2 separate regions of the Mus musculus genome follow, and region 2 is linked to region 1. A link is a loop called in an ENCODE intact Hi-C map of the cell type or tissue named here. Cell type or tissue: left cerebral cortex. All regions are shown on one strand. Each heading gives the region's core, and the rest is flanking DNA. Links, peaks and the distances in the headings are about the cores only.

Evidence for each region. Hi-C counts contacts between places; a loop is a spot of excess contacts. Peaks named below come from ENCODE experiments on the same cell type or tissue, not always from the same donor. Only the 100,000 strongest peaks of a DNase experiment are listed, where the experiment ranks them.
Region 2: a loop joins it to region 1, with 7 times the contacts of the local background. A loop is called at or near these places in 4 of 42 quality-filtered maps.

The regions. Positions count from the first base shown.
Region 1 is chr19:23,568,676-23,576,572 of GRCm38, forward strand. 1700028P14Rik (RIKEN cDNA 1700028P14 gene) reads right to left here. Exons shown (of 6, transcript NM_026188.2): 5 at 3,810-3,867. Among named protein-coding and RNA genes, the nearest start is that of Gm34012, 76 kb to the left of the region's middle. In left cerebral cortex, for the core only: no CTCF peak of the experiment used is centred there; no DNase peak of the experiment used is centred there.
Region 2 is chr19:23,851,581-23,859,477 of GRCm38, forward strand. All of the region lies in intron 1 of Apba1 (amyloid beta (A4) precursor protein binding, family A, member 1), which reads left to right. Among named protein-coding and RNA genes, the nearest start is that of Gm34076, 62 kb to the right of the region's middle. In left cerebral cortex, for the core only: no CTCF peak of the experiment used is centred there; a DNase peak (open chromatin) is centred at 4,447.

The sequences.
Region 1 (7,897 bases), core at 1,941-6,940:
GTACCTGACATCCTGGTTGGCAAGTTCAGATATGAATGCTAGGCAAGTCACCCCACCACAGTTCAATAACCCAACCAATGGAACAGGATAAGTGTACCACAAGGACACATTCCTAAGAAAGTCCCCTATCCACAAATCCTGATTGGTGGGAGAATGCACTCATAACTTGGCACAGATGTCTACGGATTCCAGTCTTAGAAGCTCTATGACAGTCTGGCTCAGGGGTCACAGTTCAGTTCCTGTGTCTGTTCTATGCCCCCGATGGATCAGAATTTGTTCCTGTTTGCCTTTATTGTATATGTGTGTGGTGGTTTGAATGGGAATGGCCCCCATATACTCATATTCAAGGTTAGAATACTTGGTACCCAGTCAGTATAACTGTTTTGAAAGGATTAGGAGGTGTGGGCTTGCGGAGGAGGTATGCCACTGGGAGCAGGTTTTGAGGTTTCAGAAGATAATTACCATTCCTAGTCCCTCCCTCCCTCTCCTCTCCTCCTCTTCCTCCTCTCTCTTACCTCTCCTCTCTCTTCCCAACCCCCTTTTCTAATACACAAACACATTTGTGGATCAAGATGATGTAAACTCTCAGCTACTTCTCCAAAACCAAGCCCACCTGTCTGCTGTCATGCTCCACACCTTGGTACTCAAGACTCTAACCCTCTGGAACACAGCACCGGATAAACTCTACCTTTGCATGGCGTCTTATCACAGTAATAGAGTAATGGAGACGGTATGATATGACGAATTCCTTCAAGCTCCTGCCATTGTAACTTCCCCCACAGTGATGGGCTGCAACCTGGGGCTTTTGGTTTATTTTTTTTTTTTTTCACAGAAACAGAGATGAAATTAGACCTCACAACTTCACTTTGTTTAAAGATAAAATCAAATCTTGTGAAAATAAGGGACCAGCTCTGAAATTCTTTTGAAATAATGTATTCATTTCCTTCGTGTGTTTCTTTATTCTGGATGGGCAACTCACGTGTTATGGTGCATATGGATGTCAGAGGACAACTTTCGCGTGTCAGTTCCCCCCACCCACCAGGTGGATTTTAGGCATGAACTTAGGTTGGCAGGCTTGGTGGTTAATGTCTCTACCTATTCAGCCATCTCACTGGCCTTTAAAAACAAGTTTTTGCATGTGTATACGGACTGTAATTTTTTATTATGTTTTGTTGCACTAAAAAATTCTAAAAAATACAAAGGTAAAGAAAATCATCCAATTTCACCTTTAATAGACAATTTTACTGACATTTTGAGAGTTTCTCCATGTTTTTTAAATTCTATATATATATTTCCATATAGTTTTGTTGAAATACACACATTTATGTTAATTTTTTTAACCTTCAGTGAAGATTTACTAAGAACTATTCATGAACAATGTAAAGGCTCAACAATGCCACCTATGATTATAAAGTACTGACACTATCCCTAATACTACATATTGACACACTCTCCAGGTTTTGCTACTATAAATAGTACACTGGCTAGTATATTTGGCTGTAGTTTTGTCCTTATTTTGAATTATTTTTACTTGAAGAAATTTCCTTAAAGGAGATCTATTGGGTTAAGTGGTAACCTAATAGAGACTGACAAATTTCTTTCCAGGAAGGATGAAAGCATGCATTATCTGCCTAACAAAAAATAAAACTAACCACCTCCTTCTATCTTTATTCCCACTCGTTATCTGTGAAAGTATTGCCAACTTCATTAGCAAAACATCTTAACTCATATTTCCTACTTTTTGGCTAATTGTATTTCCTACCATATAAATTGCCATTACGTGTTCTTTGCTCATTTCTGTAGGATCTTCAACATTTTTCTTGCAATAATTGTTCCTATATGTGTTAAATGTATCTATCCACAAGCTATCATACTTTCTGTTTTTACATAGTAAGAGTTATTTTTTAACAGAAAAAGTTAGCAAGAATTGTAACATTTGTGGCATCATAAATTCTTTTCTTATCTAAACTGATAAAAGCTGAATCAGTTTTACAACTTTTTCCTATTTGCTCATTCTATTTGTTCTTTCAAATAATTTCTATTATCTTAAATTCTGATAGAAGGCAAAACCCATGGAGATTTTAGTCATATTAAACATATGCATTTCATTCATAATTACTTTTCTAGTCTTGTCTCTTTCATACAGCTCTTGGGACCTTTTGTTTTGTTGTTATTAAGCAAATGAAAGAACTCAACAGCTCCATCCTCTTCTTGAGTTCCTTGGGAGCTGGAACCAACCAGAAGCTGCAGTTAGACTCCAGCCTTAGCCAAGAGCCATGCCCTTCAGTCTTCATCCCCTGCCTCTCCCTTTAATGGTAGTCTGGTTATTTAGGACTGCAAAGGATGGAGTAGCTAGCACAAGGTCTTTTCTATCATGCTCTGCTGACCAAATGAGTCACCTGAAAACCCAGATTCTAGTGACTCTGAAAGTTAGAAAGTCTGTTTCTTTGGGTCTAAATTGCAATATTTCTTGATTGACCTTGGAAAAATTCTCTTCAAAAATGTATTTCATGGGCTCGTGAGATGGCTCAGTGGGTAAGAGCACCGGACTGCTCTTCTGAAGGTCCGGAGTTCAAATCCCAGCAACCACATGGTGGCTCACAACCATCCGTAACGAGATCTGACTCCCTCTTCTGGAGTGTCTGAAGACAGCTACAGTGTACTTACATATAACCAATAAATAAATCTTTTTTAAAAATGTCATGTTGCTATAATTATCTGTATGTTTTTCTCCTTTACAATGTACTGACTAGTTAGTGTTGAATGGATGAAAACATTTATTCATCCTGTTTACTTATCCCTGTTTATTTTACTGGCTAAGATGCATAAGGTAAATCTAGTAGGAATGCACATCTATTTTGTTTCTGTTATATAGTTTCTTCCCTCCCCTTCTCCTCCTCCTCCTCCTCCTCCTCCTCCTCCTCCTCCTCCTCCTCTTCTTCTTCTTCTTCTTCTTCTTCTTCTTCTTCTTCTTCTTCTTCTTCTTCTTCTTCTTTTCTTCTTCTTCCTCTTCCTCTTCTCTTCTTCTTTTCTTCTTCTTCTTTTCTTCTTCTTCCTCTTCCTCTTCCTCTTCCTCTTCTTCTTCTTCTTCTTCTTTTCTTCTTCCTCTTCTTCTTCTTTTTTTCTTCTTCTTCTTTTCTTCTTCCTCTTCCTCTTCCTCTTCCTCTTCTTTTCTTCTTCTTCTTCTTCTTCTTCTTCTTCTTCTTCTTCTTCTTCTTCTTCTTCTTCTTCTTCTTCTTCTTCCTCCTCTTCTTCTTCTTCTTCTTCTCTCTCTCTCTCCCCCTCTCTCTCTTTCTCTCTCTTTCTTTCTTTCCCTAACTCTTCATTCTTGAGGTCAACCCAACACTTTTCACAGACTACTGAGGCTTCCCCTCCAGTCCTGTTGCTTAATTGTTAGAATGTAAATACATTCAAAGCTATAATAAACTGGACCTCAAAAAAAATCAATGCTCAATTTCTCAGAGCTAAATTAAGTCCCATACTTGTATATGCTCATTAGATAAAAGTAAATAGGAAGGTGGTTTTCATTCCGGGTAAGTCCCATTCAGGGTGGAGGCAATAAACAAACAAGGAACAAAGCGATAAATATGTCTTAGATACTGTAATACTTTCTCCCCTAAAATGCCCATTAATTTCCAAAATCAACCATAGCTATTATACATCCCATTGATTCTTAAAGCCGACAGTGTCTCTTAATAAATATAAGACATTATAAATCTCAGCAACCCCTTCTCACCAAGAGTAACTTATGCACTAGATGTGATGAGTCCCATACACGGGTGGGATTACAGTATGATTCTTGTACTTACAGGTGGTGGATATTCATACTGTGGAGTGAAATCTTCAGAATACGTTGTCGAAAAACACCTGGGAAGGAGAAGCCAAGATGTCAGAAAAAGAATGTCTCCCAAAAGAAAGATAGTGGCGTGAAACATATATGTTTCAGGAAAGATCGACACTGATAAAATTTTTTAAGTCCAGTCTTCCCAGGCCCTCCACAGTTCTACCTGTCTTCAGCAAGCATTCCTTCAATTACTTCTAATTCTTCACAAGGCAATGTGCTCCTGTCCTAGCACTTATAGCTACCAAGTCCCATGTTTGAATCCTAGGTGCTCTGTGGTCTCCAGATTCTATCATCCACTTTCTCCCTCAAAAATCCTTTGACCTCATGCCCCACATTCTGTGCTAGGTAATGACTAAAGAGATTGTGATAGATACCAAGGTGTCTAAGATCATAGACTGTCCCCAGCCTCTACCTCCTAACCATACAGAAATGCTAGATGAATCGTTTGTCTTCCACTGGGAATGTAAGCTAGCCCAGTTCAAAAGGAAGTCTCTAGAGTGATGGAGATGAAGACACACACTATGAAAACCAAGAGAGCTGACATCCTAAGCCTCCAGGGCAGAGTTTTAACTATAGGTAATGAGTAAGCAAAGTGATCCTAGGCTCACTGTACTTGCACATTAAGGAGACTAGGCAAACCCCAGTTACAAGCCAAAAGGAGCCTAGTTCCTATATTTAGAATTCTGGGTAAAGAATAATTTGTTCTTCTATAAAAATGAAACTGTACTTGTGTTCCCAGCAATATTTTAGAAATGGATAGTCAAAGAAAATATCTAGATTTTCTTGGTTTTCTTTTTGTTGCTGTTGTGTTTGTTTGTTTGTTGTTGTTGTTGTTGTTTTGTTCAAAACAACAAAATCCAATTTAGGCAGGCTAATGGATCTGGGTGGAAGATTTAGCTTGGTGGTAACCAGCAACTACTGCCAGCTTTCTCAGTGTTGCTTCCTGGCAGCATCAGTGCCCGAGAGCTTGAGAGTTATGAGAATTCAGTCTTTCCTGTGTTTGGAGGAAGACACAGTGGATAGCAAACTCTAGATGCTCAAGTGCCTTCTGTACATTTGTATGTGTGTATAGCACAAGCACATCCTTCTATACATTGTAAGTTACCTCTAGATTGCCTATACTACTTAACATACTGTAAATGTTAAGTAGCGTAGACACTTCATTGTTTCAGAAATAATTATTTTTTTAAAGTCTGTACATGTTTAGCCAAGAGTTGTTTTCCTTTCAATTATTTTCATTCCAAGATTGATTGAATCTGCTGACGTGAAACCCAGGGTATGATTGCAATTGAGTCTTATCCCAATTTACTGAATTAGAATCTCTATGGGCAGGGCTCAGCATTCTGAAGTTTAACAATCCCTCTAGAGAATTCTGATACACACTTGAGTTTGAGTGCCTCTGAGTGAAAGAACAAAACTAGAAATTCACGTGAGAGGAGAGAAGTCCTAAAAGGAGGGGGAAGAGATAGTAGAACATATGTGATAGGAAAGTCACAGGATGTGGTCAGGGGCATGCTAGCGTTAAAGGTTTAAGTAAAGATGGGGATAAAGAGATGAGGAGGAGGGGGTTGGGGTGGGTCAACTAAAATTAGGACTGTATGAAAGAAGTCTTATGAAAATCTACTCCTTTGTAAACTAACTAAAAATACAGTTTAAAAAGAAGTCTGAACATAGGTAGCCTGTAAGAGGGAAAAAGTGCTTCCTCCAGAAGAGATAGCATATTAAATTAGAGCCCCCCAAAACAACTCAAACTACTGCCATTTCTCTTGGTTGTCCACTATGGCTATATGGTAAGATAATTTGCTGAAGACACAATGAACAGTGGTTAAAGGACACAAAGGAAATCAAACAGGAACTAACCTGGATACTTTCTCCCTGCCAGATAGCATTTATAGTGCTAGAAGATGCTATGTAGACCACTGGGAGAGAAAAGCAATCAGTGGACTCTGCCTGCAATAATGCCATCTTCTCTACCATAGCAACAGTGGCATGACTGTTATGGAAATAACCAATAGCCTTCCAGTTGGACTTGAGGATTGCTCCACAGAGGGGAATTCATGCCTGGTACTGTAACCCTAAAACTAAAACTCCATGGTTGGGGAGGTCAAAGGCCCTAGGAGGGAACTTAGTACTGTTCTGATAATTGGGCATGTCATCAAACTATCTTCTCAAAATTTATGTTTAAATAGCACAGCTTTCAACCTCGGTCAGAGAAGCTTCTTTTTCAGTAAAAAGCAATCTGTGTAGAGTCTCATAACTGGTCATAAATGCTGAGAATAAGTGACTGTTGAGTGCTCAGATCTAAATTGGTTCCTTATCAATATCCATCCATATACCTCAAAGCTCAGAAAATATCACATAAAAGGGGGGCAGAAAGAATTGAAGATTTTGAAGATGGGGAGGACTTCTGTGTAGAGTAATGTCTTCCAGACATGACATAGTCATTGCTTTTATGAACTCAAGGTAGCTGTGGTTATTGGCATAAGACCTGCATAGTCAGTCAACATTCCAGCATGAAGAGGAGAAGAGCTACTGGCAAGTGGTAGCTGTTAGGGGAGGGATGTCATTTTTCTTCTTTGGGGCTTTAGCCATGCTCTGGTGGATAGACCTATCTTAGTGAGTATGCAGGCAGTACTAACTGGACCCAGTGGTCAGTGGGTTGCTAGAAAAAAATAGAAAATTAGGAAGAAGGAAGAGTAAGAGCAGAAGAAAAGGTGGAAGGTAGACATATGGTGTGGGAACCAGAGGAGTGAGGAGGATGGAAGTATAGATAAATTCTATAACACATGAAATTATCAAGGGATAAACAAAAATTACAAAATGAAACAGGCTGGGCAGTGGTGGTGAATGCCTTTAAACCCAGCCCTTGGAAGACAGAGGCAGGTAGATTTCAGAGTTCAAGGCCAGCCTGGTCTACAGAATGAGTTCCAGGACAGCCAGGGCTACACAGAGAAACCCTGTCTCAAAAACAAAAGAAAAGAAAACAAAACAAAACAATAAAATGAATCAGATGTCCAATAATTTAATCTTCAAATCAGTAAATAAAATTTAAATGATCAATTTAATAGAAAGGAAGAAAGAAGGAAAGAAAGAAAGGAAGGAGATGGAAAATAAAGAAGTAGGAAAAATTTAGCAACTCAAAATAGTGAAGGATTTAATATTTTTGGCCTTAAATTGAATATCACACTATTTCTTAAAAGTCCATCTATATGCCTTAATACTTAACATAAAATTATTTTCAAAGAAAGCATAAAAGCAAAAAAATATATAAACACACAATTAAGTCTTAGCCAAGAGATATATTCTTCCAATAATAGGATATGGAAAAGGAAAAAAAATGTAAAAATCACTGGCTCTAGCGACCGTTACCCATGATTAAAAGAACAACTCACCAAGAATATGCCTAGGAATCCTACATCACTACACGTACAATATGTAAGATATGTAAGGCAGAAAAAGGCGGGATTCCAAAGATAAAACACAGTCACAGAGGAGAGACTGTAAAACATCCTTCCTGCCATTGGTTTCTTAGTCCCAAGTCTACCCATAGCCTCCAAAAACCACAAACAAGGGTAGGTCAACAACAAAGAGAACGAATTTGCACACTTGTCCCTAAGGAGAACATAGTGGAGCATGGGAAACACTATTTTAAATAAGTTCCTAGCCACTCCTGCTCCAGACCCAACAGACCAAATCAAAGTGGAACCGGTTTGTGTCAAATTCTATGCCTGCCATCCCCAACTAAATTATTTTATATGTTCTTTCAAGGATATGGGGACCCAGAATATTTTAACCTTTACAAAGAACAAAAGCAATTCAAGTCTTTTGTTTCTGCTCTCTATCAAAAGAGCCTTGTCTGCTTAGCTCACGGGAGCACTCTGTTTTCTTTCGTAGGATGAGGTATTTTCTGATTCTAGAATTGTGAATAAAAACCAGAGGGGACCTTTACACTTGCTATCATCTTGACTTTGACTCTACAAGCTTCAAATTGTGTGTGGATAGGTTTTTTTTTTTTAAATCCTGCCTCTAGAGCTAAATTAAAGCCCACATGGG
Region 2 (7,897 bases), core at 1,415-6,414, 280 kb after region 1:
CGCAGGAGCTGGAGACAGAGGAGTCTAAGGTCCTTGTTTGTTTTACTCTAGAGAGTAAACTTTGAGTTGATCTTTAAAACATTTTAAAACTGCCACAAAAACAATAGCAACAGAATATCTGATTTTCATGGACTGATCAGGAAAGAAGAACTAGAAGCTACTCAAGCTAGTAGAATTCAGGAGAGGAGAAACTACGCAAAAGGCATAGGTAGCAGAAAGGGAAAGAATGGAAAAGAGAGAGACAGTTAATACTCATAATATAGAAGTAATTTATTAATGTATATAACACACATGCACACACACAAACATGGGCTTACATATACTCCACTTATACCAAAAGGGGGCTTTTACACAGAAACAATGCTTTAGGAATAAATAACTAAGAAAGTCCTGAAGTCCTGAGCCTGAACCTTGTAAATAAATGTGGTGAGGAGTTGTCAGCAGTTTTATAGAAACATTCAGAAATGTAAGCACACACACCTCACAAGAACATGAGAGCTCAGACAGACAAGAGACGACCAGAGAGTGACTTAAACAACATCTATATATGAATTCGACATTAACTGTGTAAATACCCCTGTCCCAAGTGGGGCACAACACCCATCACTGATATGAGTTGGACAGAAGGCCACGAAGTATCTAGAAAGGATAAGCCAAGGGTCTTCTTAAGGCAAAACCCAGATAAAGCAACAGGCTTCTACTTCTCCATTATGGTGAAGGAGCTGCGCTAAAATCACTCGGGGTGAATCATGTGCTCCTATTCCTAATCTGCTTCGTCACACTCTCTGGTAGACTCATAGTTTTCTTCGAAGAAGGAAAAGCATCATGGATGGATAAGGCTTCCATCCAGTCATTTCCATGTTACAAACATTTTCTGTTTGGGGGAATGAAGGAAATGAAAAGGCGGCAGGGGGAGGTGATGAATAAAAGTCCCTTGTCTAAAGTTTGGTTAATATAATCTGTGATGGATTTGGATTTTTTTTTCTTGGTCCTCAGTAATTCACCTCTGGGAGAGGTTGAATGACATCTTTCTCAGAACATATGAAAAAAAAAACAGATTAAATATCTTTCTCCCTGCTGTTACATTATATTTATACACTGAATACATTTAATAAGAGCCCACACTGTTGGACATAGATTCTCTGTGTGAAGTTGAATAAACCCATAGTTTATCATGGTGATTGTGGGAATTCTACTTAGATATTTGTCTCAGTTGTCTTTCATGATGTGTAAATAATCATTATCACAGCTACAGCAGTCAAGATTTAGATACTCTTAATTTGTAAGCCTAGAGTATTCTTAACCACGTATCAAGGATGCCTGTGAGCCCCTCGCTTTGTTAGGCTTCAGTATCTCTTCTGCATCTTTTGTTGACCTAGAAATTCCAGAGACAGCTCTGCTTTTAGGTCGATGGAATGCTGTGATCCCAATGTAAGCCAGCAGTCTCCCACGGGTGGCTCTCTTCAAGCTAGAATGATCCCATTTATTTATTACCATGGGTCCCTGCCCCTGCGAACGTTTTAGTTAAATGCTCACTAATTTCCCTTCTATGCTCTGCCTTTGCAAATTAGATATCAGACTGTCTTTTGGAGTCTTCCTGAACTTCCTTCAGTTACGGCTTTGATCACCGAATTATGTACCCCGTGGGTGTTTCGGTTGACACAGAAGGAATAAAGCAATCTGTCACCATTCATTTTACACTATAATTGAAGAACTAAAGCAACTATTGAGGGCAAGATATGCCCTACCTCTAGGGATTAGATTCAGTGTACAGATCTGGGCTTTTAAAAAGTAAGTGATGTTGGGTCCATCACAGAGCAACTAAGCACAACTGCACTTGGTCACCCACTCAGCCTGGGCATTAGAATCCTTCACGTGATAGAAGCTGCCTCTGGAGGCATCTGTAGAAACCCTGACAGGCTGTCCATCTTAGAGTTGGTGTCCAGCATGTCTCTGCTTTCCTATGTCTGGCCCAAGACTTCAGAATGTAGCATGTGAACATAATGACCATTTGGGAGGCTGCAGCTCATTCTTTGCTGACCAGGGGAAAATATGTCTTATCAGTTACATACTGATGTATTTTAATTGATTTCATATTTTCCATTTGATATACAGTAGGAGACACATCCTGATGGTGGCAAATCTGGGGTCATGGTTGAATAATTGCTGTATTTTAAGGTTTCCTGTGAAAGACCCAATTTACTGCATCAGAGTCCCCGTAAGAGAATTAATTAGCTAACGGTTCTTCTTGAGTAACAATTCGTGACCCATCATAAATACAGAAGTGGACTATTATTGTTTTCTGGTTTTGCCACATAGACATTTTTCTCGCTTTGAGTTCAACGTTAGGCAAGATTAGTCGGGCGCCTAAATCATATACAAAATCTTACAGTTAAGTGGACAGCAGCCTCATTATGTAGCCAGGTTATATAATTCTGATGAATAACATCGAGGTCATAGCCCATAAATGAGCAGAGAACCTAACAGTTCCCTAAAGAGAAAGTCGGACAGCCAGAGTGCACAGAGAAACTGTCCAACTCAACAATAAGCACCAAAATGTGAACTAAAGCAACCATAAAACATCTTCTCTCATCTTCAGGTTACTTATTTCTAAAACTTCTGGCAATAAAACTTGGGAAGTGGCTCAGTGGGTGAAGTGCTCACTGTGTAAGCTTGAAGTCCTGTGTTCAGATCCCTCACAGCCCAACAAGACCCATGATGGCTATAGCCCCAGCGCTGGGGATGGGGCAGTGGGGATAAACAGATCCTTCAAGCTCATTGGTTAGGCAGCCTAGCTGAAAAGATGAGTTTAAAGTTCAGTGAAAACTCTCTTCTCAAAAATAATGTGGAGAGCTAGAGAGCTGGCTCGGTGGGTGAAGGTACACTTGTTGACTAGCCTGGCAACCCAAATTCTATCTCTAGGAACCACGTGGTGGAAGTAGAGAACCATTTTCCAAAAGATGTCCCCCTAAACTCCATAAGGATTTCTGGAGTATGGGTGCCCATCTCTCACACACATATTAATGTTGCTAGTGATGATGATGATGGAGGAGGAGGAGGAAGAGGAGGAGGAAAAGAATTCTTCAATTATTGAAGGGTCTTGTTAAAATGGTAAATTTTCATATGTATTGCCAAAGTATTTGCCAAATTGTTCTACCATTTATACTTCCCAAGGATGTCACTATTCAGTGAGAGGTCCTTATCTCTCTATTTGCCAAATTGTTCTACCATTTATACTTCCCAAGGATGTCACTATTCAGTGAGAGGTCCTTATCTCTCTACACCTTTGTCTACATTGAGATGATCATACTTTGTTGTTAACTTTTTTCTAGATTTGTCCATTTTTATTTTATGTATTTGGGTGTTTTGACCGTATGCGTGTCTGTGTACCAGTTTCCATACAGTGCCCACAGAGGCCAGAAGAGGGTGTTAGATCCCTCAAAACTGGCATTCCGGATGGTTGTGAGCTGCTATGTGGGTGCTGAGAATAAAGCCAGGGTCCTCAGGGAGAGCAACCAGTGTGCTCTCAATCGCTGAATCATCTCAAGCCCTGAGGTAATAGCTCTGAAGCGCTGGCAATGATTGGATCCGTTGCTGTAAAACCCTAATACTTACAGGAATTAAACACCCATTTATGGAGAAGTTTTAGAACCCAGATAACATGTCTCTGAAGAAGACAAATGCTAGTTTAGATGGCCCCTGTTTCCACCGCTCACCTCCCCAGACAGGTGATCAGGAGGGCATACGGTGTCCAGCTCAGGGTGGACATCCATTCGTTTGTCTGCCCTTTATACAGTCTAACCTTCCTAATGCTGGGACCCTTTAATACATTTCCTCACGTTGTGATAGTCCCCAACCATAAAATCATTTCGTTGTTACCTCATAAATGTACTTTTGCTACTGTTATGAATTGTAATGTAAATATCTGATATGCAGGCTATCTGATATGGGATCCCTAAAGTGGCTGCGGCCCACAGGTCGAGACCCTCTGGTGTAAGGAAGATCTCAAAGCTGAGTGAACAACTCATTGCTATAGCTAGGCTCCTCCCATGCACTGGAAAACAGCTGTGCAAACGTCCCTGAATCCCCTTTCCATCATTCTATCATCCCCTACTGTTCCGAAGAAACCTGGACTGTCTCCAAGCAGGGTAATTGCCCACGGATGGAACGCTCTTACCTGTCGTTACCTCGCTTAGTTCTGAATACTTAAATCATGGAAACGGTGTCCTCTCAGGACACGTGCAAAACGTTGGACTCAACAACATCTCCCTCAGATAGCTCTCCATACCGTCACCTGCTTACCTGTGCAATACATCCTGAAGACGCTGCCATGCTGTGAAGGGAGCTGACTTTTCCACGGATGTTCTTACTACAGACCCGGGATGAATCGAGAAAGCTCATACACAAAGCCTTGTCACTGGGATCTGAGCTCGTCACTACATGTGTTTCCAACCTAAAAATACCTTCCTTCCATTCTAAGCTATTTTTAAAGTAGCTGTCTCATTTGAAATGCAGTGACAAAAGGCTCACAATCAAAATAATGCTATTTTAATGTAGAGAAAAAAAACAAAAAAATGAGATGTTTTTGGCTGGGGTGGCGCAGAACATCACTGGAGTCTGTTACTCTCAGCACATCAGACACATCTTTGTTGTCTACCTAAGTTCCTTGAAAGGGCTCTGTGCTGATGGAAATCTGTGGAGTCTGTGTGCTGGTGTTTTGGAACAGAGGTACTTGAGGTCTTCAACATCATGGGAGAGTCATCTGCATTTACATGTCTTCTACAAGTAGGAACCATGTTATGCTATCTCATTGTTGTCTTGGGATAAAAGCATGAACGGCCATTGGAATGTGGCAATCTCAGGTCAAAGTCTGGCTCCACTAGATACTAAGAATATGAGCTGAGTTTACCCAATGCCCTCAACCTGATTCCTCCTCTGAAATGTGAGGGAAAACATATATTTATCTGGCGAAGTGGTGAGGTTTTAGGAAAACATAGGTGATCTCTAAGAATCTATCAGCACAGGTGAATTGCACAGATCCAGATAATACCTGTGTCATTCAAGAGTCAACATATGGTCATTACAATATTTACCTTGGCTAACAGTGTGCAAAGGAGGTCTTTGAATAAGTTCCTTCCTGGATGACTTTGCAGCTGTGCATCGTAAATAATGCTCATTGGTTAAATTTCTTGTCTGAGTGAGGCATTTGCATGGGTGACACCCACTTCTCCTATTGCTTTCTGCTCAGTAGCATGCCCCGATGAGAAGCATCAGAGGTTGCCATTGTTTACTGAGACAGGGGGGAAAGAGCCCTTTTCATCAGAAAAGCCAGCAAGCCCATCAGGGACTCTATGCATGCATGTGCACCCATTATCACTGTACTGAACCGAATAGATTGAACTGGATACTCACTAATCCTGAGGCAGACACTTTCTAGAGTACAACAAAGATGTGTTCTGTTTCTGACAGGAACTTGCAATAACGCATCTACAACAATTTGTAAAAATATCTATGCTGATAACTTAGAATTCTCAGCTAATTTCTTTTTTAAAAAAAAAAAACTTTTAATAAGTTTTGAGAATTTCCATACGTGAATACACTGGTTTTAGATCATTTCTACCCAACTTTCTCTCTCTTCCCTGCAACTCCTCCCTTCCTCTATCCCTTCTCAGATTCATGACTTCATCTTCTATAATCATTATGATTATATACATACATACACACACACATACACACACACATATACACACACACACATACACACACACATACATACACACACACACACACACACACACACACACACATCCATCCTTCTGAGTACATTTAGTGTTGTTCACATATGCATGTGTCTCAGGCTGACCATTTGGACCTGGATAACCTATCAGGCCATTAATACCTGGAGAAAACTGATTCTCCCGCCCTCTAAATCCTTTGCCTACCCACAGTTCTTCATCTAGGGGTGGGGCTTTGTGAAATTTCCCTCACCCCCATTAGTGTTTCAACGACTGCAGCCATTATTTAAGTCTTCTTTAGGAAACCATGTTGTTGAGATTCCATGGGTGCCACATCCTGCCGTATCTAGAAGACACTGTCAGGGCAGGTGCCCTGGTCCTCTTACCAGCCCCCACCCCACCCTCTCTCCCACTGTTCCCTGATCGGTTCATTTCTTATCTCCATCTAGCCCAGTCTTCACCTCCATTAAGATCTGTCAGAAACACTATCCACGGTAGAACCAACCCAGATCTCCATTAGTGAGAGAATGAATGGATGGAAAAATTGAATGCAGCAACATACTAGTCCACAATTAAAAAAAAAAAAAATCTGAGGAGCTGTTTAATGCAGCACTATAAGGGAATCTTTGTTGATCCAATGGAGTCAGACTCAAAAAATATTAATGTAAGATTCCACTGTTATGATATTCAGAAATAAGTAAATCTAATCTACAGTGAGAGGGTCAGGAATGGGAGCCACAAATAGGGTAAAGAAGGAGTATTGACTAGAAAGGAGAGAACGTTTTTTGAGCGACAACAGCATCCTGTTATTTATAGATAGAAGGATGTGCAATTGCACACACACACACACACACACACACACACACACACACACAAATTCACCACACTGCACAGCTGCACAGCTCTTCCAGAGGACCTACGTTTGATTCCCAGCATCCACCTGGTGGCTTGAAACCATCTGAAACTCCAGTTCTAGGAGATCCAGTGCCCTCTTTTGGCCTCTTACGGTACTGCACACATTAGTGCACAGGAATGCATGTTGGCAAAACACCCATAGGCATCAAAATTAAATTTTAAAAAAGGACTTCTTACAAGGTTTAAAACTTACAAATTCTAATATTGTAAAGTATCTTTTCTGTTTTACAGAATTTATATTCTATAAATCCTATTACTCTGGTAGATTCTATAAACTTTTATTATATTTAGATAATATAAACTCTGTAAAAATGAAACTACCATTCAACCATGATCTTAAAACTAAATCAAACCTGCCAAGTTAGATTCTACAGTTTGAATACATTATTTTCTAATTTTTAAAGTTTTGTTCTGGAATAAGATTCAATATAAACAAAAGTCACTTTAACAGCTAGAGGGCGTATCTGTTTCAAATTCCAAAGTGACACTGATTTTTTTTTTTTTTTTTTTTTGAGTGTGTTAATATTATCGTCTAGAGAAAAGAACGGGCTGTTTTGTAAATTCATCTTCACAGCTTGGGCCTGTTAAGCTCCTCCGTGGGAGAAGTTGGAGGGACACATTGCTTGGAGCAAACGCTAGGTGTGCGTTTGAACTCCGTGGGCACTGATTTCATGCAGGACATCTTTGCTTTGTGTGTGAGACTAAGCGGTCAGCTGGGCTGCTCTCATTTGCTCTGTGGCATGAATTTGCTGAAGAGAAAGATACAATGTATCAGGCAGTGTATCACCGCCTCTCTCTTAGAAACCCAAACCCCACTCTTCTCACAGAGCAGCTACCAAGGCGCCTAGCTGAGTAAACCAGAGCCTGCGTCTGTCTCTACACCAGATTCTTTTTCAAACTGAAATGTTTCCGATTTGCCATTTCCTGGTACACAGAGTTTTGTTGTTGTTGTTTTGTTTGTTTCTGTTTTGTTTTGCACCAAAAGATTGTATGGAACCTCTTGGCCTCCAAAACTTCATAACATAGCTTGGAGTAATTAGGTTTTTTTTTTCTTCTAACAACAACTACAACAACAACAACAACAGGTCACCCAGACGACTTTCTGTGACAAAATAGCCGTGGTAGCAAAAAACAAAAAAGTGTTGGTTCTGAAGTTCCATACTCCAAAACAGGAAGGCAGGGGCATCATGTCATTAGTTTTGAATACAGATGTTAAGCTGTAGATCCCTGCAGGTTCCCATGAGCCC